Regions from separate parts of the Mus musculus genome. Here all the other regions are linked to region 3. Evidence: chromatin loops called from intact Hi-C (ENCODE). Cell type or tissue: left cerebral cortex. All regions are shown on one strand.

The links. Peaks named below come from ENCODE experiments on the same cell type or tissue, not always from the same donor. Only the 100,000 strongest peaks of a DNase experiment are listed, where the experiment ranks them.
Region 1: a loop joins it to region 3, with 5 times the contacts of the local background. A loop is called at or near these places in 4 of 42 quality-filtered maps.
Region 2: it touches region 3 in a loop (4-fold over the local background); 5 of 42 quality-filtered maps call a loop at or near these places.

The regions. Positions count from the first base shown.
Region 1 is chr17:47,870,538-47,878,537 of GRCm38, reverse strand. It overlaps Foxp4 (forkhead box P4), which reads left to right. Exons shown (of 17, transcript NM_001110825.1): 7 at 41-254; 8 at 506-610; 9 at 1,310-1,397; 10 at 2,615-2,698; 11 at 2,850-3,018; 12 at 3,107-3,183; 13 at 3,802-3,903; 14 at 7,187-7,308. Among named protein-coding and RNA genes, the nearest start is that of Gm25201, 34 kb to the right of the region's middle. In left cerebral cortex, a CTCF peak has its summit at 4,899; DNase peaks (open chromatin) are centred at 3,574, 3,823, 4,871, 6,021 and 6 more places; H3K4me3 peaks cover 2,400 bases; H3K27ac peaks cover 2,361 bases.
Region 2 is chr17:48,404,189-48,412,188 of GRCm38, reverse strand. Nfya (nuclear transcription factor-Y alpha) reads left to right here and starts at 2,369. Exons shown (of 10, transcript NM_001110832.1): 1 at 2,369-2,563. Oard1 (O-acyl-ADP-ribose deacylase 1) reads right to left here and starts at 2,189. Exons shown (of 6, transcript NM_001289490.1): 1 at 1,817-2,189; 2 at 1,285-1,361; 3 at 781-925. The coding sequence starts at 1,323. In left cerebral cortex, no CTCF peak of the experiment used is centred here; DNase peaks (open chromatin) are centred at 3,159, 3,603, 4,088, 4,752 and 2 more places; H3K4me3 peaks cover 3,059 bases; H3K27ac peaks cover 3,422 bases.
Region 3 is chr17:48,333,134-48,341,133 of GRCm38, reverse strand. No RefSeq gene overlaps it. Among named protein-coding and RNA genes, the nearest start is that of Trem2, 9.3 kb to the left of the region's middle. In left cerebral cortex, a CTCF peak has its summit at 4,067; DNase peaks (open chromatin) are centred at 4,069 and 6,762; H3K27ac peaks cover 209 bases.

The DNA of each region.
Region 1 (8,000 bases), 460 kb after region 3:
CCCGTTGTGCTCCCAGCCAGCCAGCCTCTGTCTCCCGCAGCAGCCGTGTGCCCGACAGACCTGCCCCAGCTGTGGAAAGGCGAGGGTGCCCCGGGGCAGCCCGCTGAGGACAGCGGCAGGCAGGAGGGGCTGGACCTCGCCAGCACAGCTGTTACTGCTACCTCGTTTGCCAGCCCTCCCAAGGTCTCCCCGCCCCTCTCCCACCACCCCTTACCCAACGGACAACCCACTGTGCTCACATCTCGGAGAGACAGGTATGGATGGCCCTGGGGGTAGCACGTGACAAGGCTCTGCTCTGGGTAGTACTTGGAACCTCGAGGGTGGCACTGTAGTGGGGACCTAGAGGAAGGGAGGGGCAGAAGGGAGGGAGGGAACCCAGGGGTTGGCCTCTTCTCCCAGGGCGAACAGAATGCTGGACCAGTAGTAGAGACAAAAGCTGGGCCCAGGGCTTGCCGAGCAGAGGGCCTCCGCAGCTCTGACCACTACCTTTTCCCTCTCCTTCCAGCTCCTCCCATGAGGAGACCCCCAGTTCCCACCCTCTTTATGGACATGGGGAGTGCAAGTGGCCAGGCTGTGAGACCCTGTGTGAAGACCTGGGCCAGTTTATCAAGTAGGTGGCATCCAGTCCTCTCCCTGCAGGAACCCTCTGTCCAGCCTGCTCTTATCACCTGGGGTCCTAATGTCCTAGCAGAGCTGAGCCAAGCTAAGCCAAACAGTGGGGTGGCCTAGCTCTTCCTTCCTCTCTGCTTTCCCTGCCCCTCCCCTCCAGATCCCCGCTGGCAGCTTCTCCCCACAACTCTCTCCCACTCCAGAGCAGGGGTGTCAGAGGAGGAAGCCTATCTCTCCACATCCCGGAGAGTGATGGCCTAGGACGCCTAGGACGGCCAGCCGAGGACAGGCAGGGTGGGAGGCAGACAAGGCGGCTGGCAGCAGGCGGCCAGCTGCCACCACGGTGCCAAGCTCTGTCACTGACTGATTAACTCCGCTGTCTCCCGGACCCTTGCAGCATCAGGGTCAAACAAATTGTTTTCACGCTTCGTCAGAGGTTTACTTAATTAGTTCATTTGCAATTAGATCTCTCTGTAGCCCGGTTTTAGCTAAGACATCAAAAGGAGGCTGAGGAGAAAGCTTCCTCAACTGCCGCACCCCCCCCCCTTTGTTCCACCCATCTCTTCTTTGTATCTCTTCTTCTGTCTGCTTGTCTGGCTAAGGGCTGGCTGACAGACTCGGGGCTTGGAGGATGGGTTCTAGGGGTAAAGTAGAGAAACCAGAGCTCACTCTCTTTCTTCCCTGCCTCCTCCTCCCTAAGACACCTCAACACAGAACACGCTTTGGATGACCGGAGCACGGCCCAATGCCGCGTGCAGATGCAGGTGGTCCAACAGCTGGAGATCCAGGTGTGACCCGAGGGTGTGAGGGAGGGTCCCGGGAGGGTCCTATGGTCAGAGTCCATCTTGTGCTCTCTAGGGCTTATTCACCATCGTGTGAGGTGAGGACAGCTGAGGCTGAGTAGCCAAGGCTGAGGCCCTGTATGCAGGGAGCTGTTTTTATATGCTAAGTAAAAACAAGACTCATGTGAATGGCTAATGTGCAGGCCTGCTGTGCAGCGTGCTTCAGGACATCCTCAGAGTGGTCTGCCTGCCCTGCCTGCCGGATACCATCATCTCCATATAACACAGGCCTAGGGAGCCACTCAGGGAATGGAGGGACTGGGATTAGAACCCTTACTCCGGCATCACATCGAGTCCTTAAGAGAGCCACCGAATCAGCCGTCCCTGCTTAACCATCTCTGGCTGCTCACAGGGTGGAGAGAGGGCAGTTGTAAGAGATGCTTTGAGGTTTATGAATGGGGGAAGTGAATCATTTGCCGTCCCCACTCACCTCTTCAGTAGTGAGCCAGGCAGGCACTGGGGTGTTGTTCAGCCTCCCGTGGGGAGAAGGGGCGCATGGCTGGTTGGAAGAAGATTGCCATGTGTAAGGTGGTGTGAGCCCAAGACTGCTGTAGAGAAAGGGAGAGAGCGTCAGTTCCTGGTCCTGAGGAGGTGGGAGTCCAGAAGGGCAAAGAATGGCCAAGGCCTTTAGCAAGTTTTCAGAAGTGAGGCTCAGAGGGAACAGGTGCCTTGGTTGGGGGGGGGGGTGCTGGTGTGTGTGTGTGTGTGTGTGTGTGTGTGTGTGTGTGTGTGTGATGTGTGTGTGTGTGAGAGAGAGTGAAGGAGGGGTGAGGGGCAGGGTGTGTGTTTGTGAGCGTGTGTGTGTGTGTGTGTGTGTGTGTGCATGTGTTTATGTGTATGTGACGGGAGGGGGGAGGGGGTGTCTGTGTGAAAGAGAGTGGAGAAAGGCAGGGAGGTATGTGCGTGCATATGCACAAGTGTGTATGTGTGTGTGAGAGAGAGAGGTGGGGAGTGGGAGGTGTGTGTATGTGTGACAGAGTTGGGGGAGGGGTGTGTGTGAGAGAGGTGAGGAAAGGGTGGTGTGTGTGTGTGTGTGTGTGTGTGTGTGTGTGTGTGTGTGTTGAGACTTTCTGAGGGCCTCCAGGTCTCCAGTGACAGTGACAGTGACAGGTAACCTGTAGGGGAATAAGAACCCATCCCCCCCTCACTGTGCCTTTTCACAGCTGGCCAAGGAGAGTGAGCGGCTGCAGGCCATGATGGCACATCTGCACATGCGGCCTTCAGAGCCCAAGCCCTTCAGCCAGCCAGTGAGTGCCCTGCCCCCACTTCCCAGCATCCCCCGACCCCTCCTCAGCACAGCCCTGACCTTCAGGGAACAACCTCTTGGGGTGCTTTTCTCAGCACCTACCCCATTGCTCACAGCTGAACCCAGTCCCTGGCTCCTCCTCATTCTCCAAGGTGACCGTCTCCGCAGACCCGTTCCCGGATGGCCTCGTGCACCCCCCAACTTCAGCCGCTGCCCCCGTCACACCCCTGCGTCCCCCTGGCCTGGGCTCTGCCTCTTTGCACAGTGGGGGCCCTGCCCGCAGGAGAAGTAATGACAAATTCTGCTCCCCCATCTCCTCAGGTGAGGCTGCTGTAGGAGGGGTACCCCCCAACCCCAACTGATGGGGGTTCCCGATCTGGCTGCCTCACCTTCTGCCTGTCTCCCCCAGAGCTTGCCCAGAATCATGAGTTCTACAAGAACGCTGACGTCAGGCCCCCCTTCACCTACGCTTCCCTTATCCGCCAGGTAAGCATGGAAGGCCGGAAGGATGGAGAAGGCAAGTTTACTGGAGCCAGGCCTCCTGATGCCCGACCATAAGGTCCCTCACTCCTGAGCCCCTCTCCTCCGGTCTGCCTCCTGCGGGCTGTAGCATATCCTGCCTGAGCTCACTGGGTCCATTCCCATTCATCTTTATTGTCCATATGCACAGGGTGACGCTCACTTCTGCATACGTACACTAGCTCGCACTTGCTATTCATAAACACAAGCACATGCCCTTACACACGTGGCTATTCTGTGGTACTTCCTACAGACGTGCGTTCTCTCAGGGCGCACTTTGCCCAAATAAAGAAAATCCCCAACCGCCTCAACAATAGTGCTACCTCAGGCTAGGGCGCATGAAGCCCTTTCTCACCCCCAACCGTGAAGGGCTCCCATGTCTTTTTTGCACATGCGCAGTCTCTGGAGGCCCGGCTCCCAATACCCTCAGCTCTCTTAGCTCATTAGCCTAGCGGGGAATCCCAACCCGCCTCTGGGTCTCCTGTCCTCAAGGATGAGTCAGGGGCTACATAAAAGGGTGGAACACAGGGCCGTGAGGCCCCCAGATCTAGTCTGAGGGTCTCTTTGCCCTTTCCTTGCCTGCAGGCCATTCTGGAAACTCCAGATCGGCAGCTGACGCTAAATGAGATTTATAACTGGTTCACCAGGATGTTCGCCTACTTCCGAAGAAACACGGCCACCTGGAAGGTAAGACCTGCCCTATCTCCCTCATCCTGACTTTCTTCTCTAAACCGCCACAGTCTACTGAGACCAAGGCTACCTACTACTTTGTCCCCTCAACAGTTCTGCAGAAATAGCCCACCAGGTCCACCAATAGCCCTCACCCCGGTCCCCTCAGCAGCAACTCCAGTGTTCCTAACTTGCTATTTTGTACATCGGGGACTTGCGTATTGTCGCAGATGGTCTTAAAACCCTGGGTTTAATGATCGCCCTGCCTCCACCTCCCTGAGTGCCAGGATTTCAAGTGAACATCACCACACCCTGTTAGACAGTTGCTAGGTGTGGAATCCAGCCCTGTGTGTGCGCTAGGCATGCACAGTGTCTTCCTTTTAATGACCTTGGCCAGCCTCGCACTGTCTCTTTAACGGGAAGAAATTATTTCTCTTTAGTATGGTACAAAGAATTCCAACTCCCTGAGACAGGGCCTCTGGAGGGTTGACGGTCAGCTCAGTGGCAGGTCCTGGGGTAAATCCATGGCTCCAGATTTCATAACTAATCCAGTCTAGGAGGAGGTTCAAAGGTGTATACTGGCCCCAATACATGGGTAGACTGAAGTCTATAGACCACTCCCAGGGACACAAATGGATACATACAGCACCCAGCTCACCAGTGGCAGGGAGGTAATTGTCTCTATTCAATTAGTCACTTAACACTTTCAGCTATAAGCATTTTCCTTGGAGACCAGAGGAATGCAAGGACCTAGGAAAATGGGCCAGAGATGTAGGCTGGGACACTGTTCTATGGTCGATATAGGGTGTGCATGCGCACCATGTGTGTCTTGCACTATGAAGCAAGATGAGAAGGTGGTATCTAAATTAAGGCGGAGTTGGACGAGGAGGAGGAAGTGGGGGGTGGAGTATTGGCCCTTTCAGGAAGTCAAGATACATGAGAGGGCGTCTCTCTCTCACTCTCTCAGAACTCTAATTGTATCCCTGGCTCTCGGGTCCTCCTGCTGGCCTGTGAGAAAACTGCAGCCAAACAGACCTCCTGCAGTGTGACGGGTTTCTCCACAGTGGAACGGAGGAGGCCCTCCGGGCCAGGGCACCGCCAAGCACTGGGTGGGATCTGCAGCTGTCCAGCCTTTTCTACCTTAGTAATGTGCAAAGGACTACTAGAAGGGCCTATCATGGCATCTTCCCTTTCCTGTGCCAACCTCCCAAAGCTTAGACTATGCAGCAGGGGCAGCCACTCTGATTGGCTATGAGTGATGTCACTTCCTGGCAACCACAGCCCTGCCCTCTTTTTGAGCTAGCGTTGTGTTTTAGGAGCCACCTGGTCCAGCCTCCAACGTCTAGGCCAGGTCAGATGGCAGACTTTACAGATGATACAATCCCATCACCTAGAGTTGAATATAGCGTAGAGCTGGTTCAGGCAGCTTTCATAGCTTCTCAGTGGCCATGCCGAGAGCCTCACCTTGATCTGTTTCATCCCTCACACACAACCCTAATCTGGTCCTGATATAGTGTGGCTTGTTGCTACGTGGCACCCTGGGGGGTGCCACACTGCCCTGTCCGGTCAGACTGTACTGGCTTGAGATCCACACTGACTTTGAGAGTTCTTTTCAGCCAGCCAACTTCATTCATGCTACTGGGGAAAGAGTAGCCTGTGGTTTCTTCCCATCTATTTTGCACCTTCTCCGGGTCATCTTTCTCTACATCACTTGGGTTTCTTGATCCCCACCCCCACCCCTTCTGGTCCCCATCCATAGACCATGCCGGCTGCTTTAGACCTAGGGTATCCAGGCTTGGGGGTGGGCGTGTGCCAAGCCAGCTGCCATTTCTTAGGGACAGAGCTACCATCTGCCAAGTGGATGGTCCTCAGCAGCCTTCCTGTGTCCATCCCCTCCTAGGGCCTGTGTTGTGGGCCCATCCTTTTGTTTACGCAGCCCCCGCCAGACCCCTTAAATTGCCGTTAATGTTTCAGCGTAACGAATTAGTCTCTCGTCACGAATCAGGCTTCGAAACGAGGGAAAAAAAGCCCCGGCGAGGCCACCCTCGGAAATTGGGGTCATTCTCATTTGCAAAGCGGAGGATCGGAGCCCCGTAATGCGGGCAAATTTATTCCGAGGCAGGAGCCCCGGCGTGATTAGGCCCTTTGTAATTATCGCTCCGTGAGATTCCACTCCAGCCGCCCGCCTCCCTCGTGGGTTAGCAAGCGAGTCGGAAAAATACACAGGATTTAATTAGAGGCAAATTAAAATTGGTAATGAAATCGGGCCAGTTGCAAGAGGCAAGAGTTGGATGGGAGAGAGGGAGAGCAGATCTCCAGGGGCACCCGCTGCCTGCCCTGCCCGCTTTCTTCCCCGTTTAGAAATGTAAAGAAGAGCCGGGATAGGCGGGTTGGAGGAGACTGGTGGGGGACATGTAATGGGGACAGGGCTGGGGCTGCTGGTGAGAGACAGAAAAACTGAGAGCAGAGATAGGGAGGTGGGACCAAGGGACCTGGGGACAGGAGATGGGTGGATCAGTGCCCTCACCCAGGCTTCCAGAGGGAATTGGGCCCTGCAATCCCCGCCCATGTGTCCTACCAACCAGGTGACCTCAATTTCTGAAGTTCTCTTTCCAGGACGAGGTAGTGACAAGATGTCTTACTCTCTCTCTTGTCTTGTTGTCTTGCCGCTGTGCATTTGGGCCGTCTTTTCAAGTCAGCAGTAGGTTTCCAGGTGTATCTATTAGGCTCCACTGGATACCTGTGCTCCCAGAAAGCTATCTGTCTGGAGCTCACAGCCTCAGCCCCCACCCCCACCCCCAGACTCCTAGGGGTTCAGTAAAGGTAGTGAGGACCGTAAGCTAGTTGCCAAAGTTATCTGCAGTGCTCAGTGTGTGCCTGAGGTACAGTGTCTCAGCCTTTCTAAGCCACCAGGGTCCCTGTGCAATCTTAAAATCAGAAGTCAGGAGTGATTTCTGCCAGTGTGTTTGGCCAGTGAAGATGTAGAAAGGAATTATTTAATTTCATTGGCAACAACATTTTCTTGAGACCGGGCCTCTATGTAGTCCAGGCTGGCCTGAACCCCCCTGTATAGACCAGGTTGGCCTCTGCCTCCCAAGTCCTCGGATTGAAGGCATGTACCAGCACACCCTATCCGAGACAACCCTTTCTGAGATGAGACAGACATTGAGGACTTTCCCTCTCAGTGTCCCTGTGCCGGGACTGAGGTTATTGTTCCCTGGGATATGAGATGTGGGACCATGGGAAGATTTTCTACGTACGTTCACTGGAATGGAGGTGAACCCATTCACTGCATCCCCAGAATGCCGTGCGCCACAACCTCAGCCTGCACAAGTGTTTCGTCCGTGTGGAGAACGTCAAGGGGGCCGTGTGGACTGTGGATGAGCGGGAATATCAGAAACGGAGACCGCCAAAGATGACAGGGTATGTGGGCCCTAGCTGAGTAAGCTGTCCCAGCCCGGCCTGAGCCAGCCCAGCTTCTGCTTCTCAGGGACACCCCGGATGCCCTCCTGAGAAAGGAATGTGGGTGTCAAGGATGAAGGAGACCAGTGTGCATGGCCGGCTACCTGGACATAACTGGCAACCCCAAGATGGGCACTGCCATCCTCCATTCTCACTTCTGACTAAGAGAAGGAATCTCAGGGAGCAGGGTACCAGAGAGGTGAAGCCCACAGTAATCATGGCTAGAGCTGGCATGTGAGCTGAGGTGACAGCTGCCATCCTAAACTCTTCCTGCTATAGGATAAGAATCCTGGACCCACCGTCTTTATTTCACAGTGGAATTGTTGAGTGGAGAGGGCCAGGGTCTGACGGGAAGCCAGCAGGAAAGCAGGTTGGGTCCAGGACCAGGCCTCACATCCAGTTTATGCTCTGTTTCAGCACACAGTAGGTCAGAACCTTTCCCTATCTCACCAGCACCTATTTTCTTGCCTACATACATTGGCGCCGGGCTCCTGGCTCAGGGGAGACCTGAAGTAGGCTAAGATACCTATAGTACCCACTGTTCCTTCACCCGAGCAACGGGCTTGCTGTGCAACCGCAGAGTAACAGGGGTAGGGTGAGATTGTGAAACGCCCCACCATGTGCCCACATTCCAGCCTCCGTCCTTGGTAGTG
Region 2 (8,000 bases), 71 kb before region 3:
AGACTGAGCCAGGAGGACGGCTTAGAGGTCAAGACAAGCTAAAGTTAACAAAGCAAGAGCCAGGCCAGCCTAGGCTACACAACGAGACTCTGCTTCAAAGAAAGAACGGAATAATATTTCGTACAGGATCTTGACCTCCAGAGCATATGGAATTTGATAAGCCCTTCAGTTAACCAAAGTGTGGGAAAGGTGAAATATTTTGGAAGAAAAGCTTTGAGGGTTTGGGGAGATGAGTTAAATCAGTGAAGTGCATGCTGGACAAACATGACAACCTGTGTGATCCCCAGCACCCACAGGAAACCTACGTGTCAGGTACACACTGGACAGCCCAAACTGGAAAAGCACATAGGAGGATGCCTGGGGCTAACAAGCTCTACGTTATTAAGACGTGTCCTCGCTAAAAAAAAAAAAGAAAAGAAAAAAAAAAAAAAGAAAAGAAAAAGAAAAGAGAAAGGTGGAGAGCCAACAAAGACAGATGTTGCCAACATCTGGACTCCTTACATGTATGTATCTGCACACTGCAAATTCATACACAAAAAGGGCGAAGAGACTGGAAACTTTGACAACAGCTCTGATTTAGTGTGGTAAAGATCTACAGCAGAGGCCAATCTTGAGGAAGTTTAAAAAAACTACAGCAGCAGCAATAACAACAACAAAACCCTTAACAGTTAAAAGCAGTCACTAGAAATCTCTTTGACTGTACATGTACACAGAGTATAGCGGAAGACCAAATCAGGCTTCAGCCAGCATGAACCAGGCTACGATGCTCTGGAAACTCACGTTGACTTAACAGTTCCTGCACCCCTCCGAATCTCTTCTTGAAGAGAACAGCTATTCCAGCACCCATTCGACAATCCTCACTGATACAATGGGCTAGAGAGTCTGTTTTGGGACATGCGAAAAGATCTCCTTTCACGTAAGTGATCTAAAACGTGCAAAGGAAAAAAAAAAAGGTTAAAAACAGAAAACTATTTCTCCTTTCAGATCTTCAACAGAGCCCCACCCCCACTGCTTCAACCCTGCTTCTCTGACACTCTGAATTAAAGACAACTCTTCCCAACTTAGGAGTTAACCACGATATTTTAAAGTATCTGTAAAAGGAAAGTGATGGATGGTTATTATCTGCCTAGGGTTGTATTAGCCTTTTCTAAGTAAATCAGCTAGAGAGAAACAAACAGGGAGGGGCGAGAATCCAATTATTGGTTTAATTAAAAAGTGTTTATGCTTTTGACCTCAATTATTCTGATTTTCACTTCACCGATAAATTTAATAGCTGTTACGCACTCGACTTCCTTCTGGATCTTCATTAAGGCGGGTGGCCATGCTACTGAGTCGCTATTTCCAGAATTTAAGAGTTCCTTCTGCTAATGAAAAGGAAAAGCAAGTAAAAAAATACCGCTCAGGCAGCCCGAACATAGCGTGTTCAGATCACCCTGACAACCCATTTAGTCTTCCCCACCTCCTTAAGGTATTCTTTCTGGATGTGAGCTCACTCAGCCTCTAAGAGGCAACACAAAACAGCTTTCCAGGAGCCGAAGCAAAGGCGGTCCTAAGACACACCTCCTTACTTCTAGCAGGGAAGGTTTAGGACAGTCCAGAATTTTCCCAGAGAATATAGCTTAGAACGGGAAAGACCTGGCCACAGTTACACTGAGCGGCAGGGTGAGCCGAGAACTGCTTCTCAGGGGAAGATCACCACCAGTCTTGGAGGTACAGGAAGGAAGGTCTGATAAGACTTCCCCGTCTCTCCTCCTACCCTAAGGAGGGCAACCCTGGGATCCCGCAGAAAAGTGGGTACTGGGGGGTCATCCTTCACCTGCAAAGGAATCGGCCGTCAGCAGGCCCTCCTCCAAGCAGGGAAGGGTTCGGGATGAAACCCTCGTAGGTAGGAAAGCAACAGAAGAGTCCCGACACGCAACAAATCCCGCCAAAGCCTTTTGATTGTACGCACACTCAAGATGGCCGCCCCCATCCCTTAACGGGGCGGAAGTGAGCCTCTCTAGCTGGGTAGCGGCGCCCGCTCTCGGTAGTAAGGGCTTCAGAATTTCCGGCGGGAAATTCCGTAGGCTCCCGCTACCGCTCAGGCATGCGTACCGAGATGCCGACCCCGACTGGAGAAGAAGAGCGCTTGCGCATTCGGCCCCAGAGGGTGGGTCCCAGTGGACGCTTAGAAATAGGTGGGCAGGGGGGCGTGTCAGCGCCTGCGTGGTATATAATTCAGGGAGGTGTTTAAGCAGCAGCGTACGGAGCGTGTGAAAGGCGCCTGCGTAGGCCTTTGGCGGGAGGCGGTGTCAAATCCAGGAAGTGGGTGTGGCCTCTGGAACGCCTGCGCGGTGCTCTTCCTAGGGGGCGGGGCCAGGCTGGCCGGGGTTATGGGGCGTGGTCTCGAAGGCGCTTGCGCGAAGGCGGTTGGAGGGAGGCCCGATTCCCCTTTGTTCAGATTCGCCATTTTGCGAGGCAGCGGCAGTGGCGGCGGCAGCGGCGGCTGGAGCCTCTGATTGGGTTTCGGGGTCCGGTACTGGAGCCAATCAGCGCGGGCAGCGAACCGGGGGAGCGAGGCACGGTGAGTATGAGGAGCCAATATCCAGCGGCCCAGAGCCGGCCCCAGCGCCCCGATTGGCGGGTCTCGCTGACCACTCAGGAGAGGCCCAGGCGTCCGTCGAGCCCGGGAGTCGAGCCGAGGCTGCCCGAGCTGGGTAGCCAGTAGCCCCGGCTCGGAGTTGGTGGAGGCCTGCAGGGGCCGTCCAGCGTTGGGACGGCGTCCTGGAGCCAGGCTTTTCGGGATCTGGATCGTCTCCGGGGGCCGGTGGCGGATGCGCCACCGGTCCCCGATCCTCGGTCCCGAGAGGTCAGGTGGCTGACCGCCCAGCCACGGACCGTGGCGGTTTCCCCACGTCGTTCCAGCCTCATCCTACGGCCTGTCCTTGTGTGTCCCCACATTCCGGGCCCCGACGAGGCCCGTGTGTCCTGAGCTCTGCACAGTTGGGGCTACAGATCCGGAGCGAGGCCAGACTGAGACGCGCGGCGCGGCCTCCCAAGACCCACCCCGGGGCCGTTGGCGCGCCTGCCGCGCCCCTCCTCTCGGCCCGCCACCGGGGCTCCCGGGCCGGCGCCGTTACCACCCCTTTCTGGCTCGTCATTTCCTCCCCGCTCAGCCCGCGGTGCCGGCACACCTCCGTGCTGGAGCCCAACCAAGCACTCTTCCTCTTTTTGCTCAGTGTCTCGGTGTTTGAAACGCCGCTGTTGCAGAACTGATAACCCTTGTGCATCCTTAATGATTGGGGGCACACATCTCGCAGTTCCTATTATCCCTGTCTCCTCCCTTGATCTTTTCTCCCTTGGATGCTCTCTGGTTTTGTTTTCCTTTAATCTCTCCACTCAATAGCTCGGCCCACTCGTGTCTCTTTTTTCTAATACACCTTGAAATCCCGCGCGAACGTTTTCTCAACTGATGTTTTAAAACTTACACGTGCTTAGATTTTCTTTCCCCCTTCGGGGGACAGGAAGTCTTCCAAGGACTGCTAGCTATTAGTCTTTGGCGGACGTCACCCAAGTGCTGCAAGCGAGTAGGGCTAGGAGCTATGTCTGCTCGGTGGAGATTGACTGGTGTTAGTGTTTCATAGGGATCTGATCCAGTACCCAGAAGTGCACTTTACATGAGGAAGCCTATTTTCAGCGCCACGCTTTTGATTGGTGATGGAGGGTGATGTCCTCAGAGAGGAAAGACTGAAAAGAGTAACTGGAACAGATAGTGCGGTTGGACGCAGAAAGGCCGGGAGTACTGAGTTTAGGCGGGAAAGTCCAGTTGGTAAAAACCTTTGCAGGTCTTACAAAGGAATTTTTTGAAAACGGTTTTGACTGGAGGTTAAAAGTTAATCTAGAGTGGATTTCTCCCCTAACCTTGGGGGTGAAGGTTGCTGACCTGAGGATTCTACCCCATAGTCTTGTATTTGGACTGGGTGTTCTAACTTTGATTGGTATTTAAAAAAAAAAAATGGATGCATATGTCCACCTCAAAACTGCCAAATGTTTTTGTGGACAAAAGGCAGTTCTCCTCAGTCACTGTGACTCAGACCTGTGGAGCCTCCACTGGTTCCTCTGCATCTGCACTTTAAGAAAAAGTAGTGCAGACTCTCGATTTCTCTAATCTAATCACAGCCCAGGCATCTCCCTTTGTTTGAAATACTTCACCCTATACTACCTTCATCTGGGTGAGATCTCAGACTTAAACCTAACTCACATGACACCCTTTCCCAGTGCTTTCCTTGGTTTGTCCCCAGTGGAAAAGCCTCTGTCCCCCAAACTCCATTTACTGTATTTCCCTTTAGGAGTCTAATACACATTTTTGTTCCTTTTTAGACTTAAAAGCCTCTTTGAAGTTAACTTGTTTTGTTATTTAGTTCATGCTATCTCCTTAGTGGAGACAAGGAGCACACTGGAGCCTTCAAAGGCCCTAGCTGGGTGTGTGTGTGTGATGCCAGGTCAGATGGACTGCGGTGATCAGATGCTTATTGTAGGAGCATTTCTGGGCATTTCAGCTTTTGAAGATTCTAAGTGCTGGCCAGCTACTTCTGTGCCATGTAAATGGGCAGGAAATGCTATGGAAGAGAATGTCTCAGAGGCCAGAATAAACCCATTCTCATTCCTATTCATTCATATTCTCACTTTCAAAAACACATTCACAAGTCTGTAGAAGAGCTAGACAGACTAAATCCAGCTGGCTCAATTCTGTCATAAACTTGGGCACAGAAAGCGTAAGGAAAGGAAGTGTGTCAGGTTGTGTCACAGTTCTGCTGGCTGAGTTGATGGAGGAAGGAGCATATGGCCGCACTGGAGCCAAGAAGTCGGCACCATGGGCAACCTGAGGGTTGTGCTCCAAGCGCCACCACTCCCTTATCAATGCAGAATGGCTGCTGGGTTTGAAGCTGCCTCCAAAGCCCAGTAGGTTTCAATGGCCTAAGAGTGGAGCATTTGTATCAGCAAGATAACTGAGTCAACTCCAAATGTTCCTTACAGCTATTCCAGCCCTCTTGCCCACTTCAGGCTCCATTCTGCATTTAATCTGAGACGATGCAGACTTAGGACATTTAGCCAAGAAGAAAGTTTTATAGGAAAGCGTCTTGGGGCTAGTGGAAGCGGTAAAATACAGAGGTTGTTAATATCTTAAAAAAAAAAACTTTAAAATCTAATCCTTGTATATCTGTATTTTGGTGAGTTTTTAAAGCTCTCCACACCTGTACAGTCCCACTTGAAAAAAAGGGTGAGAACTTTGGTCATCCCCAAAATGGTCGTAGAGCTAGCTCATCTATTCAGTCTCTCCCACCTCCTTCCCTCAGGCTCAAGGAACTCCAGTTTGCTTTCTGTCTAGGCTTCTGATGTCAGAGTTTCTTATCATGGGGCCATGCTTGCTTATATTGTAGCCCTACTTTATTAGTCTGGAGACAGGTACATTGTTAGACAACAAGGTAAAATTCAGAAACATTGGATGGACTGTAGTAGTACAGGCTTTTAATCCCAGCAATCAGAAGGCAGAGTCAGGTGGATCTCTGAGTTTGAGGTCAGCCTGGACCACCTGTTAGCACCCTCAAGCCCCCTCACCCCCAGTAAGGAAAACATTGGTGCCCTAGTGGAGCCACTTAGTTTGGCTGATTTACCATATTGGACCTGAGGTCTCAAGAACCAGCTCAGGCAACTGGCTCCAACAGGCTGGTGTAAAATCTGCAAACTTAGCCAGCTTTTCAGCTGATGGGATTAATAGTCAGAATATAGAAAGAGCTCAGAAATTACAAACAAAATAACCTAAGCTATAAATACTCAAATTGATTAGACAGTTCTCAAAATAATACACATGGCCTATAGTTGTATTTAAAAATAACATACTGAGCCATCAGGAAAATGCAGATGAAAACTATACTGTAATTTCCTTCTCACACCAGTCAGAATAGTTGTCATCAAGAAAATAAAGAGTGCCGGTGAGTGAGGATAGGAATAGCTCTTAAATACCATCGGTTGGGATATAAGTCAGCTCTGCCACCGTGGAGTGTATGCACATTGGTGTATTAGGGTTCTCTAGGAACAGGACAGAGACTGACGTGTGTGTGTGTGTTCAGCTGGTCTTCAGTATATGACAGAATCTAGAAGTACTAGGCTGTACAGCCAGTGAAGGAATGAACTTGCCAGCAAGGGCAAGTAGGCGAAGGGCAAACACTTTCTTCTTCCAGTTCCTTTATATGGACTGTCACCAGGTGTAGCCAGATTACAGGTAGACCTACCCACATCAAATGATTGAACTTAGAACAATTCCTCACAGGTGTGCCCAGCTGCTTGGGTTTTCGCTAATACCAAATGTATCAAGTTGACACCAAGAAAAGCCATCACACTGTAGACATACCCCCCCAGCCCCCCCCCCCCACTATATGATCCCGCTATACTGTCTTGGGAGTACACTTGAAGAAGCTAGAGTCAACATGTACTAAAGACACTGCACTTCATTGCTGTGCCTTCATCACCAAGTTAGGGAATCTGTAGGCGCCAATCAGTGAGTAAACTGGTAAAGAAAATGTATGTATACTCAGTGTAGTATGCATTATGGTGTTTGTAGGGAAATGGATGATACTGAAGCTATATAGTAAGGTAACAAAGGTATATTCAGAAAGCCAAATACCAAATATGCATAATCTAAAGACAAGAAGGGATCATTTGTAAAATGGGGTCAGTAGTTCAGACAGGTTATGTATATTGTTAAAACATACAGATAAAAACCATTATTATACAATGAACACATGCCAGTAAAGTAGCAATCAAGTTCGAATACATTGCTAATGAGGTAGTGATTAAATTTAGTTATGTTGCCATTCATATTGTCTTCCCTTTGCAAGTCTTTGTAAGTTCAAGTCAGAGCCAGAAATCTGTGTGTTGAGTAGTCAGTCCATTGGAACCCACAATAAAGGCATAGTGATCTATTTTGGTTACAGGTAATGAATGAGCCTGATTATTTTTATTGAATATTTCCCCCTACATTGTAATGTAGCAATTTCCAGACAGTGAAGTTGAAAAAAATGTTATGATGGATACCCATGTACCTATTACTTAAGACTCTATAATTACCATCTGCCAAATTAAATGCTGGCTTATCTCTCCACAAACTCATTTTATTTTTTATCACTATAAGAGTAAGTTACTACTGGGGGGCAGGGAGAGACACTTAAGACACCTAGAAAAGAACACTCCCATCCAAGTACTGAGGACTGACCAATCAATTCCCACCTTGCTTGGCTTGTGAGATAAGACAAGATGGGGCTTTTCCAGGGTGGTGTGGCAGAAAAGGATATGAACTTTCTGAGTAGGGCCGCATTCTTAAGCATTAACAGAGGGGGGCTGGTGAGATGGCTCAGCAGGTAGGGGCACTGACTGCTCTTCCAAAGGTCCTGAGTTCAAATCCCAGCAACCACATGGTGGCTCACAACCACCCATAATGAGATCTGACACCCTCTTCTGGTGTGTCTGAAGTCAGCTACAGTGGATTTATGTATAATAATAAATCTTTTAAAAAAAAGAATTAACAGAGGGGTTTTGTGAAGTTAGGATTTAGCAAAGTAAGTAGCTACAGAATCAAAGTTTTTGCCTGCATACCATTAGTGTGTTTGTCTGTTGAAGGAAACCACTCATCCTCTGGGTAACTGCCCTCCTTTGAGACAAGGTCTCTCGTTGTTTGAGGGCTCACCAATTAGGCTGAACTGGAGACCCAGAAGTTGTGCCGTCTCTGCCTCCCCAGCTCTGGCTTTATAAACAGGCCAGCACACCCAGTGTTATGGGCATTCTAGGGTCAAGCTCAGGTCCTCTCCTGAGGCAGGTACTTTACCAACTGAGCCATCTTGCCAGAACTGCAGATACTAGAGGACTAGAACTGCCAGGCATGAGATGGGCTCTGCAGTTCTCAGAAGGACACAAAGGGCCAGCATTTTTAAAAGTGACTGACATACTTATCCACCAGAGCCATG
Region 3 (8,000 bases):
ACCCAAGTTCATTCCTTGGGGCCCACCCAAGGGAGCAAGGAGACACAGAGTTGCCCTCTGACATCACATGTATGCCCACACATCACACACATACACATCAATGTGTGTATTAATAGTTAAGTAATTTTAATAATAAGTAATTTTTAAGTGACAAAAAAAAGGTGAAGAGCAGTCTGTGCTGCACACCTGTGATCCCACCATTGGGGACACATGGTGCACTGCACACCTCTGACCCCACCACTGCACACCCGTGATCTCACCACTGGGGAGGATGAGGCACAGAGCAGCCATCTCAAAATAAAAAGCAGGAGTGCTTCATTCTCTCATTTATAAACTGTTTTGTTGTTGATTGGTTGTGTTTGGTTTTTACACAAGTGTACTGTTTTATTGGCAACTCTGGTTACCAGTAATGTTTTAGGTATAAAGAAACGAGGTAAATAGATTTGATGCATTTAAGATTCGATGTACTTAAATAGACTTGATACATTAAATAGATTGATACATTTGATACATTTACATTTGAAACAGCTTAACTTTAAGATGCATAAATTTGCTGACAGCAAACTCAAACAGATCTGCCTGCCTGTCTCTCAAGTGCTGGGATCAAAGGCACCACCTCTCCAGGCACTGTAGTTGTTGTTTTTGTTGCCATGGGAATCACTCAGTCTTTGACCCCTGGCTAGTTACTGAGTCCTTCCAGTTGATTTAAGCCCACCATCTTCCTAGCCACATGGCATGACAAGATGTCTCAGGCCTGGCTTCTTCACTTCTTATTTAGACTTGGCTCAGTCCATTTCAGGCAACGCTGTTGCTATTTTTAGTGAAAATGAGTATTTTAATGCCAGGCCTGTGTCTTTGTTTCTTCTCCCATGGCTGTGATAAAATACTCAGACGAAAGTGGCTTTAAAATGAGATGATGCATTTGGCTTGCCATCCCAGCTTACAGTGCATCATGGTGGGAAGCCATGACATCCGAGGCTTGAGCATTACATCATCACAACCATAGTCAAGGAGCAGAGAAAGACAATCCATGTTTTCTGGTGCTCAACTCCCTTTGCCTGTTTTCGGGATGGTCCTGTAAATGTAATTAGGATATTCTCCGTCAGCCAGGTTCCAAGGCTCATCTCTCAGGCAATCCTAGAGTCGGTCAAGTTGACAGTTAGCATTATCATTTGTCATTGCAGAGGCCTGTGATCCCAACAGTTGTAAAGTCAAGGCAAGAAGATTGCTTTGAAGGACAGCCTGGGATATGTAGGGAGAACCTGACCCAAAAATTTTTTTAAAATGTATTTCAAGAACACTGCAGTGTATGTGATCATCTGTAAAAGTATATTTTATTCTTCTGGTGTGATTGTCTTCTTGGAGGCTTACTACCTCTGTCTGCTAACCTAGGCCTAGTCCTGGAAGCTTCAAATCTCTATACAATCTTATCTAGGCCTAGAAGGTTTTCAGCCTCTGAGACTTACTGCTAAATAAGTGCATCCTTTCTAGCTCTTTCTGAACTCTGGCTGGCTGCTCAACTCAGCTAGCCGTTCTGGTTCAAACTCCACTCCAAGTTGACTGATTCACTCTGACTTCTCTCTTGGCCTCTGGCTTTTTGCTCTGCTTGGCCTTGAACTAACTCTAGCAATATGTCCTAACCTTCTGGCTCCTTCTCATTCTCTGTCTCGTTCTGTCTTCATCTGTGTCAAGCTTGTTCTCTCTGCAACCTGTCTTTATAAAACTCTCCCAATAAAACTGCCTTTGCTCTCTCTCTACATTGCCCCTCAAGTAGCTTCCCGTTCCTCTCTCTTCTTGGGAGAATTGGGCAGATTCTATTCTGTTGAATCTTTCTCTGACTTTTCACTTTCTCTGCCACTCAATTAGACATCACTTGCAACATGGGTGCTTCCAACTACAAACTAATTTTACCTTTACTGTTTGGGATTAAAAGTGTATACTAAAGACATGTCTGTATTCTAGCCAGAGGGATTAAAGGTGTGATTAAAGGCTGAGCCATGCTACAATTAAAAACAGGTTTGTTTGTTTGTTTGTTTTCAGTTAACACAATCTCAGAGTTCTCAGTGTGATCAAATATCCTGCAACAATCATTAATTTAGTACAGCCAAGGATCACCTGAGAAGACAGTCTCAGTCAGGGGTTGTCTAGATCAGGTCGGTTGTGGGCATGCCAGTAGAAGAGTGTATGAGTTATGATCTTCACTGTGTTAACTGATGTAGGAAGACCCAGCCCACCATGGGTGGCACCATTCCCTAGGTAGGGGATCCTGGACTAGATGAGTGAAGAGAGGTGGCTGAACACAAGAAGCATGCATTTATTTATTCTCTCTGTGCCTTTGACCCTGAATGTGACTAGCTGCTTCAGGTTCCTACCTTCGCTTCTCTGTGACAGCAGACTGTAACCTGGAATTGTAGGCTGAATAAATGGTTTGTTGTTGTTGTTGTTGTTGTTTTCCCTCCTAAAGCTGCTTTTGTTAGTACCTTTTATCACAGCGACAGAAATGAAACTATGATGACCACAATCTGGATACTATGGGGCCTCGTTGCTACTGGGCTAGTCACTAATTCTGGGCTTTTTTTAGTGGGTAGAGGCAAGAACTCTTCAATCCTTTATTTTTTCAAGATGGCACCTTATATAGACCAGGCTAACCTTAAACTTGAATTATATCTTAGGATAACTGTGATCTCCTGATCCTTCTGCCTTCCACATCCCTACTACTGGGATTACAGGATTACATTGACTAATTGTTTGTTAGACACTTTCAATAGAAAACTAAGATGAGGACCCTTGAGATGATTCAGCAGGGGTGAAGGCTCTTGATGCCCAAGCCTGAGAACTTGAGTTTAATCCTTAGAACCCCCATAAAGGTAGATAGAAAGAACCAATGCCACAAAGCTGTCACCTGATCTCTCTCTATGTCCAGATTATGTCAACTGTGACCCCCCCATAATAATAAAGTAATTCATAGAAAAAAATTCTATGGAGTTCTATGGAAATTCAGATGGAGTTACCACCTTCATCATGTGTCTTTGTCTTTCTCCCACCCAGAGAACCTTACCTCCAAACAGTAGTGTTAGAGGCTCAAATAACAACTCATTTGCTTTGTGTCACATAGGTGGTACAAAAGTCACAGGATAGTGGCAGCAATGCCCCTGCCAACACTGTGCTCTCTGACGCTGTTATCACTTTAAGCGCTGCTTTATTCTTAGGGCATATTACACCCGAGGAAGCAGACAAACGACTATGCAAAGTTGGTACTCAGTTCATGTGTTTCTTTGCCTCCTGCCCGCCTTCTTCCTCATTCTCCCTTCCCGTCCTCCCTTTCCTCTGCTTTTTACTCTTGCCCTGCATATTCTCCCCCTCTCTCCCTTCTCTCTCTCCCCCTCCTCTCCCTCCCCTGCTTCTTAATCTTTCTCCTGCATATTCTCCCCCTCTCTGCCTCTCTTTTGTGAGTGTTTTTGTGACGCTATGATGTAATAAAAATTCGTATTTGGTCTCTAGATCAGGTTCTTGAGACAGAATCCCTAATGTCCTTGTAGATGTGAGTACTTTGTTCCATTTGGGGTTTTTCACTCTGGATTCCTGACTTTGATCTCCTGAGATAGCTGTAGTTGTCTGAATGGGGAACAGCTGACAGGAACACCTACATTTCCTAAGTGGTAGGAGCCCCTTGGTGGGCTCTGAGCTAGCGTCAAGATGGGGGCTAGTTGCCGGGGGAGAACCAGGCTAAGAGGGCTGAGAATTTCAGGTCTACTTTCAAATTTCAGGGAAGGATAGGGGCTGAAGATAAGTAGTCAACCATGGCCAATGATGTCATTGTGTCCTGGTGATGGTGAAGCTTCTGTGATGAGACAGAGTTCAGAGAGCTTCTCAATGGATGAACATGTAGGGGTCCTTGGAGGTGGCAGAGCTGGAAGACAAGGATGCTCTGCCGCCTAAAGGCTCTTTCTGTCCTGATGGAGGCATTAATGCCTTCACAGAAAAGGGTTATTAGAGAATCTCTGCTTTACTGAACATAAAGACCAGAACCAGGTTTCACGGCCAGCCTCAGTAGACTCTCCGCACGGTGGCGCTGTTTCCCTACGTTGTCCTGTCTATGCTGGGTCACAGCCCTCTTAGTGGCAAGAGATAAAGCCAGAGCCAAGGCCAGACTGACCTCTGTTAACCCCCAAATGTTCCTAAAGCTATTTTTAAAGTTATGGAACATCTACCCTAAAATTATCATTTGCTTCTGAATTTGAAAAGCAAGCAAGAATCATTCTTAAATTGGTTGCTGGAAATTGAGACTCAATTAAAGATTCAATTTAAGTCTTTTTAAGGGGAGATTTTAAAGCAGCAACTAAGAAAAATTAAAATTTGAAGACCCGTGTGTAGAAATTATAACTCAAGTTATGAGAACACTTACGAAGAAGCCAACACCCCCAGCACACATGAGTGCTGTCAATACTTAGGATAAAACCTCTCTTTGGGTTTCTTTTGTGTTTGTTTAACACAGTCTTTCCGTGTAGCCCAGGCTGTCCTAGAACTCACAGAGACCCTCTTGCTTCTGCCTCCAGAGTGCTGGGATTACAGGCGTGGTCCCCCACACTCAGCTTGTTTAATGTCCTAAAAAAAGAAGAAGAAGAAGAAGAAAAAAGGCTAGCCTACATCTTTTTTTTTTTTTTTTTTTTTTTTTTTTTTTGGTTTTTCGAGACAGGGTTTCTCTGTGTAGCCTTGACTGTCCTGGAACTCACTCTGTAGACCAAGCTGGCCTCGAACTCAGAAATCCGCCTGCCTCTGCCTCCCAAGTGCTGGGATTAAAGGCGTGTGTCACTACCGCCCGGGTAGCCTACATCTTTTAAATTCTTGTGCAACCAGAGCTGGCTATATACTGTGTTTTACAAGAAATGAAGTTTACTGGCTGCAGACCTGGCCCACAGACCTCTGATTCAATCCCCCATGTCCTCTCCCTTTCTTCACCTGGATGGAGACGGTCCCCCCAGATGCTCTAGTTTCTCAAGGTGACAGACACCCTTGTGGGAAAGAACGTGGGTGCCTGGATGTCTGTGTGGAGCAGAGCCTCCTTGGTAACTGACACTGGAGCTGGGATGAGAAGCAAGCTCGTGTCCGGGTGGTGTGTTACCACAGCTAGCTCACCTACAGCTCAACAACAATGTGACTCCCATGTCTGTGGGAGCTTCTGCCTCTTTCAAATTCTCTCCTCTCATTAACTCAACCAAAGGACCAGAACTTCTCAGGCTACTTGCTTAGGGTCACCAAACCACCCTCACACTGATCTCTCTTTGGGGGCAGAATCTTTCCCAGCTCCTTCAAGATTTAGTGTCTTTCCAAGACTGGCCACCAGACTTCTCATCAGAGGTTACATCCCTGTGCTGGTTAGCGGTTTGTTAACTTGACAGAAGCTCTAAGACCATCTGGGAAGAGGAAAATTAATTGGGATAATGTTACCATAGGATTGGCCTGTCGGCAACACAGTGGGGCATTTTCCCGATTCATGATTGATATGGGGAGGCCACAGCTCATTGAGGGTGGTACCTGGGTAGGTGGTCTCCTTCTATCCGTTGGGGAGCAGAGTGGGTGGTAACCAGGATTCCTCCATAGTTTCTGTTTCAGTTCCTGCCTTCAGGTTCCTTCCCTGACTTCCATCGTTAATGGCTCTTGATGAGGACGTGAAAGCCAAATAAATCCCTTCTTCCCCAAAGGACTCTTGGTCATGGTGTTTATCACTGTAATGGACCGCTAACCAGAACACCACTGCTGTGTTTCTCAAGTCCTTCTCCTCAGCATCCATGTCCCAAAGAAACGGACATCACTCCTCTGCCTCTTGCTTCATAACAGCCCCGAGCCTCTGCACCTCCCTGTGGCTTCACCTCTGTCCTCCATTGGGTGGTGACAGATCAGGTCTTCTCCTCAGAGCCCCCTCCCACTCCAAGTATAACCCCCACATGGACTCTTGCACCAACTATTGCAGTAACTGTGTTTAAAAACGAATGTGAGTTGTTAATCCCACCAAACAAGATTACCCAGAGTCTTTGGTCAAATTCAGCAAGCTTGATTTTCTGTCAGGGCCATCTCCCTAAAGTGGGGTTTGTGGAAATAGTATTGAACATATGAAAAAGTAGGGCTTCTATAGCCCCCCAAAACCTGCAAGACTAGAAGAGGTCTAAGGGTTGGGAAGATTTCCAGAGGAATTTTAGTAGAAACTTGGCTGAACATCTAAAAATTATTTGGTAGAACATCTTATCAGGATGGAGGTCAGGGTACAGGGTGCGGAACATGTCAAATTCCAGAAGATGGGTTAAGACCTGGTTAAATCCAGGTTTTACAGAAAATAGGAGTGACTTTATAATAAGATGGCTTTTAATCTTAAAGTGGAGTCAGAATGGCCCATCATCCTCTTGGGTCTTATGTGTCCCTTTCAAATTCTTAATAGGGAACGGCCATTTATGTCTGTTGTATGGCTAATAATGCCAGCAGACAGCAAGTGTCTTAGCTTTTGTTGAAAATGGTTATTAATTAGCTCTATTCTTAACATGACACAGCCAGACCCCCAATAATTGAGAGTGAGTACTATCAATGTATTTAATCAGCTTAACACAATGACTAGGTGCTTATCCCTAATCTATTTTTATACACTTGACTGGTTAATTCCCAGCTGCGCTCCCCAAGTTACTTGCTGTTTGAGTCTCCCTGGGCTGCCTTCCTGCTCCATCAGCTGGTCCTCAGGATGCTCTTCTCATGGCTCATCTCCATTTACAGCAGCCTCCTCCTCTCTTCCTTTTTCTCCTCCCTCTTCTCTCTCATGGTCCTTGCCTGCAGCCTCCAGCCTGTTAAGGAAATCACCACCTACCTTCATTCTCCCTAGTAATCGGCTGTGGCCATTTTTATTTAACCACTCAGAGAAGATTGGCGAGCAAAGTTTATACAACATTATTTGGTGTACGAGAGAATTTGCTCATTGAGATGGCACCCAGATCTTGGGGACTGGTGTTTAGCATTTGAGTATGTTAGCAGCACCAGGCCAACTCTCTATACTAGCATTTTCTATTTGGCAAGAGACAAAATTTGTATCATAGCTAGGGTCTCTAATTTGGTCTGATTGGTTAGTGTGGGAAGCCACATGTGTCGTTGCAGGGTGGCGCAGGCTACTGCTGGACACCACGCATAAGTTTGGGCAAACAACCAATGTGTACATATGCAGTAAAGTTTTTTGCCAAGACACTGCCTGACCCAGGCATGATAATGAGGTTTTGAGAGTATAACCAATCAGATGTGAGACACGCAAATGAGGTATGTTAATGATGTTCGGTGAGGTACTGAGAGAGAATAACCAATCAGATGAGGAACATGCAAATGAGGCTTAGTGCATAACCAATCTGGATGTGAGACACGCCTCTCCTATGCCTATATAAGCAGCACCAGTTCTGGGCTCGGGGTCTCTTTGCCTCTGCAATCAAGCTCTCCCAATAAACGTGTGCAGCAGGATCCTGTTGCAGCGTAGTTCTTGCTGGTGAGTCGGAAGCGCGCAAGAGGTTAGCATAGAAAGAATACATTTTTCTTAAAGTCCTCTTCTTTGCTCTTTGTATAGAGTAGGCCAAGTACCTTAACATATTGTAGAACTATTTTAGCTAATGAATCTAGCTGTTGATAGACCTTGCTCTATTTGGTTTCAACAGGTACCTTTTTTTTTTTTTTTTTTTTTTTTTTTTAACAATGAGAGAGCCCGGTATGCCAATACATATAGTCATTTTGTTCCCCTTGCGAAGAAGTTGCCTTTAGATCTGACATTCTAGCCTCCGTTGAGGATAAGGGGCAATGCATTCTCTTAACTACTTCCTGCTGAAGTTAGAACGCCATCATCAGGGCCCAGGAAGGCTGACTCATTAGGCAAAGCCCAGAAAGGGGGTAGGGCAAAGAGGTTTTCATCCGAAGCATCAGGCTCACTGTCCCAGCCAAAGACAACAGGGAACAATCACATCAGATGGAATGGCTCACATTCC